Linked DNA regions of Homo sapiens: region 2 is linked to region 1. The links are chromatin loops, found by intact Hi-C in ENCODE. Cell type or tissue: PC-3. All regions are shown on one strand. Links, peaks and the distances in the headings refer to the core of each region. The heading gives the core; the rest is flanking DNA.

Evidence for each region. A loop is a pair of places that touch in the nucleus more often than their neighbours do. Peaks named below come from ENCODE experiments on the same cell type or tissue, not always from the same donor. Only the 100,000 strongest peaks of a DNase experiment are listed, where the experiment ranks them.
Region 2: a loop joins it to region 1, with 18 times the contacts of the local background. A loop is called at or near these places in 7 of 110 quality-filtered maps.

Annotation. Positions count from the first base shown.
Region 1 is chr10:48,550,403-48,553,316 of GRCh38, reverse strand. The region is part of intron 3 of ARHGAP22 (Rho GTPase activating protein 22); the gene reads left to right. Among named protein-coding and RNA genes, the nearest start is that of ARHGAP22-IT1, 40 kb to the right of the region's middle. In PC-3, for the core only: a CTCF peak has its summit at 1,284 (motif pointing left); a DNase peak (open chromatin) is centred at 1,286.
Region 2 is chr10:49,160,040-49,162,953 of GRCh38, reverse strand. It overlaps TMEM273 (transmembrane protein 273), which reads left to right. Exons shown (of 7, transcript NM_001288740.3): 6 at 1,332-1,355. Among named protein-coding and RNA genes, the nearest start is that of TMEM273, 27 kb to the left of the region's middle. In PC-3, for the core only: a CTCF peak has its summit at 1,181; a DNase peak (open chromatin) is centred at 1,203; H3K27me3 peaks cover 170 bases.

The DNA.
Region 1 (2,914 bases), core at 278-2,777:
ATCCTGCGAGCTGCTCCCCAGAGCTGCCCATCTCTGCCCTCCAGCCTTTGTGCAGCTGCTGAGCAGTTCAGGGAGAGCGGGACGGGTGGTGGGCGGTGAGCGGTCCAGTCAGCCTTTGCAGAGTGCGGCGCAGCTATCTGCAGAGCAGAGCACAATGCCAGTGCTGCCCGGGGCCCAAGAGTGGTCCCCTCTGCTCCCCTCCCACTGGGGGCTCCGGATTTAGGATGCTTCCTATCAGCCTGCTCAGATGGGACCTGGGAGGCTGCACTCGAAGCTCATGCTTGGTTCTGGCTGCAGCTGGCAAAGCTCCCCATCCTTCACAGCCCATGAAGATGTCAGGCCAGAGGGGTAAGGTGAATCTCCTGAGGCCAAACAGCTGGCAGGTACAGGAGCCTGGACCCTCCCAGGTCAGCCTGACCCCAGAAGGGTGGGCTTCCTGTTACAGCAGTTGCTGACTGAGGCTTCAGCTATAGGCCATGTTGGGGCTAAAAACGAATAAGAAGATTGGATGAACCCACCTTAAACCACAGCAACGTGCAGTCACAGGAAGGCCAAGAAACCCATTCACATCCAACTCAGCAAACCTCTCGTGTGACCTCAGCTTTGAGCCAGCCTTGCAGGGCCCTGAGATGAGCAGGGGTCAGTCTCTGCCATTAGGGAGTCTGGGGACATTTTCTTCCTGAGCTCAAGGCACAATAAGGACTTATCCTCACTAGGCTGAGCACAGTTACCTGGGGGCAGGAGCAGGAAGTATCACCAAGTGGGCCATGCCAGTGTGCACCAAGCACAGCCCCCGGGGTAAATGTGCAAAGACCAAGAGGAAATCCAGGCTGGGTGGGTGAAGGGTGGCAAGTGCATCTGGGGGGACAAGGGGCTTCTCCTACAGTTCCGAGGGTGCCAGGTGGCAGGCTCTGTGAGCAGTGAACTAACAGGCGCAGGAAGGAGCCTAACAGCCCCGCCTGGGGTCTGGGCCTAGGCCAGGAAATCAGGGCAGGATATGAGGAAGGAGGACAAACCCCGGATCACTTCCAGGCTATGCCTGTGCTGGCCTGTGGTACTGGTCACACCACAATGGGTCCCTCACTCTCCAACCAGCACCCCCAAGAGGGGGAAAAACTTGACAACTCTTGGAAATGTGACAGAATTCCAAGGAAGGTCATGCCTAGAATTAACTACGTAAATTTTAAGCCATAGTTCTATTTGTGCAATTCAACGGTATAAAAAATGACAATGTTTTCAAAGTAGAATTAAAAATGAGGAAACATTATACTGTGAGTGCCATCTAGTGGAGAGATCTGCCAGTTCTGGGCCAGAAAGTGCAGGCCCTGTTGCCCACCCCCAGCCTTTCAGCCAGCACAGCTAGATAGGAGTGGAGCTTGAGGCCAAGCCATCTGGCTTCCAAAGCCACACACTAAAATTGCCCTCCAACACAGACATCTGGCCATATGGGGCCTCCTACAGATTCTAGCATTGTTCCCATCTGGGCTGGGAGGTCTTGGAACTTGATACAGCATACACCTCTGGTTCCAAAAGCACCTGAGAACCTGCACATCCAGCCACTGAGCAAGACACAGAGAAAACACTCTTATAAGGGGGCTTTAGTGCCAGTGGGACTTCTGTCCTCTTGTGGCTGTGGCCTGCCACTGCTTTCCCGACATGGTCAGTATATAAAGCGTACTGAGAGGTGGGAGCAATTGCTTTGGGCAGAGGTGACGGTCTCCTCCCTGAAGCTGCGGGGACACGCAGGAAAACCACTTATAAAGTTTAAGGGAGGCTGAGAGAAAGGGTGACTGGCATTTGTGTCTTGCTTGGACAGTTGCTTACACACAAGATTTGCTTTTCATGGTTACCCAGGCAAGGAAAATCTGACTGAGGACTGATGGCAAATGGGGTTCTGCCAGGCACACCTCCTGCCGTAAGCATCCAGTTCTCAAGAGGAGCAGAATGTGAAGCCTCTGTGGGACCACAGGCCTGGGCACTGATGGAGAAAAGAGGATGACATGGGCCCTCAGACTTTCTAGAATTCTCATAGTGCAGGGCAGACAGGCAAGATGCCACCTGCAGGAAGTCAGCTGAGATTTGAGGTCAGAACGCACAACAGATCCCCAGTGCCCAGAGGAGCTGGTTGGGAGGGTGCCCCTGCCCCAGTTCACAACACCGTCCACCAGGGAGGGAACTGCAACCTTGCCTGGCAAGCAAAGAAAGGTCTACATTTCCCCTCTGCCTCCTTCCCACCCCAGTGCCCAGGGTGCAGTTCAGGGAAGAGTCTAGGAGAAGCAACCCCTATCTATGCCAGCACACCCCAGTCCGTGAGGGCCACAGTGCTGGGGGAGCAGCACAAAAAGAGCTTTGAACCAGATGTGAGGGAACAGAATTAAGGATTGGAGAGATCCTTAATGAGACTGTTAGAATAACTAAGAGTGGCACACACTCTGGACCCTGGGAAAATCACCAAGTGAGCAACGACTCAAAGGGAAGGTAGGAAGTGATAGGCATAGTTATTGGGAAAGTAAAACCATTTCATGTTTATTCTCCAGTGAGCTTAGCTTTTTTGTATTAGGGTAAGTGAACTGCTGGAATAACCCCCAAATCTCAGGATCTTGACACAAGAATGTATTTGTCTTTCATATAAAGTCAAAAATGAACACTTGTGATTGGCAGGCAGTTGATCTCCCAGCATCTTCCTATTTCATGGTTTCGCCATCTGAAACCTGTGGCTTGCAAAAGTATCCTAGTTGTTTCCATGCTAGGAGGCCATCATGCCTGGGAGATGTGTTGGTCCAGGCCTGGAAGTGGCCCCATCATCCCGTCACAGCCCATTGGCCAGAATGCAGTTGCATGGCTACACCTCGGAGCAAGAGAGTCTGGGAAATGGAGTCCACCTCTTTCCAGGAGGAAGGCAAGGCTGGTTTGG
Region 2 (2,914 bases), core at 94-2,593, 610 kb before region 1:
CACCATGGAATCAGGGTGGACTGGCCATTATAAGGGTTTTCACACAGGGCTCTTGGAGGACATGAGGAGGCCATGGATGGAGTCTGGAAGGGTGAGAAGGATTGACTTCCTAGAACCTTTGTTGCCTTTGTGGGTCCAGGTAGCGGTAGCATCTGTGGTGAGGAGTGCAGGAGGAGTCTGTTTTGAATGGATGGGCTGTGTTGGCCATGGCGAAGACCCTGGCACCATGTGGCCTCAGGGGCCCTCTGCTGGGTGCTTAGGTACCCAGGCAGAGGACACAGACTGCTGTGGCCAGCTCAGCCCCTGTGGTCAGGAATATTGAAACATGTGGAGATTCTAGCACAGTGACCTTCTCACCACGGGGAAGGCTCTAAAGTACTAGAGCTCCCCCCAGCACAGGGACGCTACCTTGACCATCTGAATTCCTGGCACACATTGAGGGGGACTTTGAGTTAAGGCACTTTGCTTTGCAAATCGCCAGACCTTGAAGCAGACCATGCTTCAGGGACATCTTAGCCACGGACTTCACATAGAATGAAATTTCACAAAGCTCGATCCTTAATCCTGTTGTGTGTGTGCGCACGCATATGTGTGTGTGTGCATGTATTGCCTGTCTATATGTGTGTGTGCATTTATTGCCTGTGTATATGTGTGTGTATGTGCATGTGGCCATTCATGATGGACTCTGACACACATACATCTGTGTGGGATGATGCTGCTGTGAGCAATACAACACAGACCCATTTGAAAACACTGCTGAATGAGCAGTCACTGTGCTTTTTATGTTCTTATGCATGATCATCTAAGAGGAGCGTCTCTGTTATATGTGTTTTTTGGAAGTTCTGGGTTATTTTGAGCTATCAGGGCTATAGAAGGCATTTTCCATAATCCAGGAAAGATGGCTCCAATAGTTATTCAACAATGAACTTTCTGAAAGCGAAGTTCATGAGAAAACATGAAGGGATGCTAGAGGAAGCAAGTGGGTGAGGGAGGCAAGAAATAAAGGCCAGGAGAGAGGGAGGCTGGGAGGCAATGGCTGGATGGGAGTTTATACCCCTGATAATTAATACATCGCCCTCACCACGTGCAGGGAGCTGTTCTTGGCAGGTATCGTAACAGAGCTCCTCTGCAAATAGAGGGACTTTCAGAGAGGAGAAGCAGGATTCGAGTTTCCAAAACTAACACTAGATGGAGTCAGGCTGAGTCATGAGGAAGTCAGACCCAAAAGAGCAAGCTAATGACAAGCAAGCCACTCTCTTGCAGCAAGTTTTGCATTGTCTTTCTGGCTTCTAAGGCTTAGGCAATGAACACCCTTTTATCTTGTTTTGCAGGCGAAACCACAATTTCTCCAAAAGGTGAGTTGTAAGAGTGATCACTTGTCTTAAAAGGAGGACAGGCAGTCTCTGCCCCATGGGGCTGCATGGGTTTTCGGCATGACCTCTCCCTCCCCTGGCCACGTGGGACGGGCAACCATGGCATGGCCAGGAGCCCTCATGCCAGGACAGCTGTGAGACCAGGAATCAGCATCACCTTGGGACATGATGGTACTTGGCAAGATTTAACATGAAGCTGTGGGGCATTTGCCCAGTTAGAGCTGAGAAAATGGTTTTAACAGGATAGGTAAACTTTTTTTCATTCTCCAAGACCTATCCTATGATAGTGTCCAATCTAATAATTAGCCAATTTAGTCCATTTGATGAAAAAAATTCCCAAACATCTCTTCATGTCATCATGCTATCAGTTTGGCTGGGTATTTGCATCTCAGTGCTGCTTTGGGGTCTCGGAGAGGACGAAGCCTGTATGTGGAGGGCCGGTCTACAGAAGGGGACAGGATCTCGGACCCCTGATTGAATGAGCCTATGGATGAAGACTCCTAGGAATGAAGGCATCTTCACCAGGGTTTTGAGAATCATCATTTCACAATCCACATTCCCCAGCTTGGCTTTTCCTCACCTCATGCCCCTTGCATGTGCCAAACCCACTGAGAATTTGCTCCCTGTCTGACCAGCCCAGGATGGTCACACAGGCCTGGGGCAATCTCTTGACCTCACTCTCCTGCTTTATGAAAAATTTTCAAATCCAAAGAAAAGTTGAAAGAACGGGACAATCAAAATATATACACCCTTCACCTAGGGTCACTCACTGACACGGTGCCCCCTTTGCTTTATCTCTGTGTACATAAGCCTTTTTTGACTGATCTACTTGCAAATTAGTGTAGATATCATGATATTTCACCCCTGAATACAGCACCATTGTGTTTCCTATTGTGTATAATCACAATACAGTGACCACTCCTAAGAAAATTAATGCTAATTTAATATCATCTATTATACAGTCCATATTTAAATTTCTCTGGTTATTTCAGAAGTATCTTTTATTGCTCTATTTTTTATTGTGCTATTTTCCAATCCAGAAAAAATATTTGTATTTATTTTGTCTTTTTTTTAAGTCTCTTTCAGTATTGAACAGCCCCTCTGCTTTTTATCCTTATGGCATTGTTAATTGAGAAGTCCCTAAGCCCCGTTGTCTTATACAATGTCCCATTTTCTGGATTTGTCTGATCGTTTTCTCCTGAGTAGATTCAGATTGAAGTTTTTGGTCAGAAATACCATGAAGTGATGTTGTGTATCTTTTGTTGTATTGCATCACTGTTGGTGATGCTTCGTTTGCTTGGTTAAGGGAGTGACCACTAGATTTCTACATTTGTAGAAATTAGAATTTTCCCCTCTGAAATGAATAATACGAGGGGTGGCACTTTGACACTATGTGAATATCCCGACCCCCAACAATTCCTCACCTAATGATTTTATACCTATTCATGATCCTGCTTCAAGCAGTTTTTGCCATTGGTGATTACAAAATATTGACTTTCTAATTCCAGCATTTCTTCTATATTTAATAGCTGACATTCATC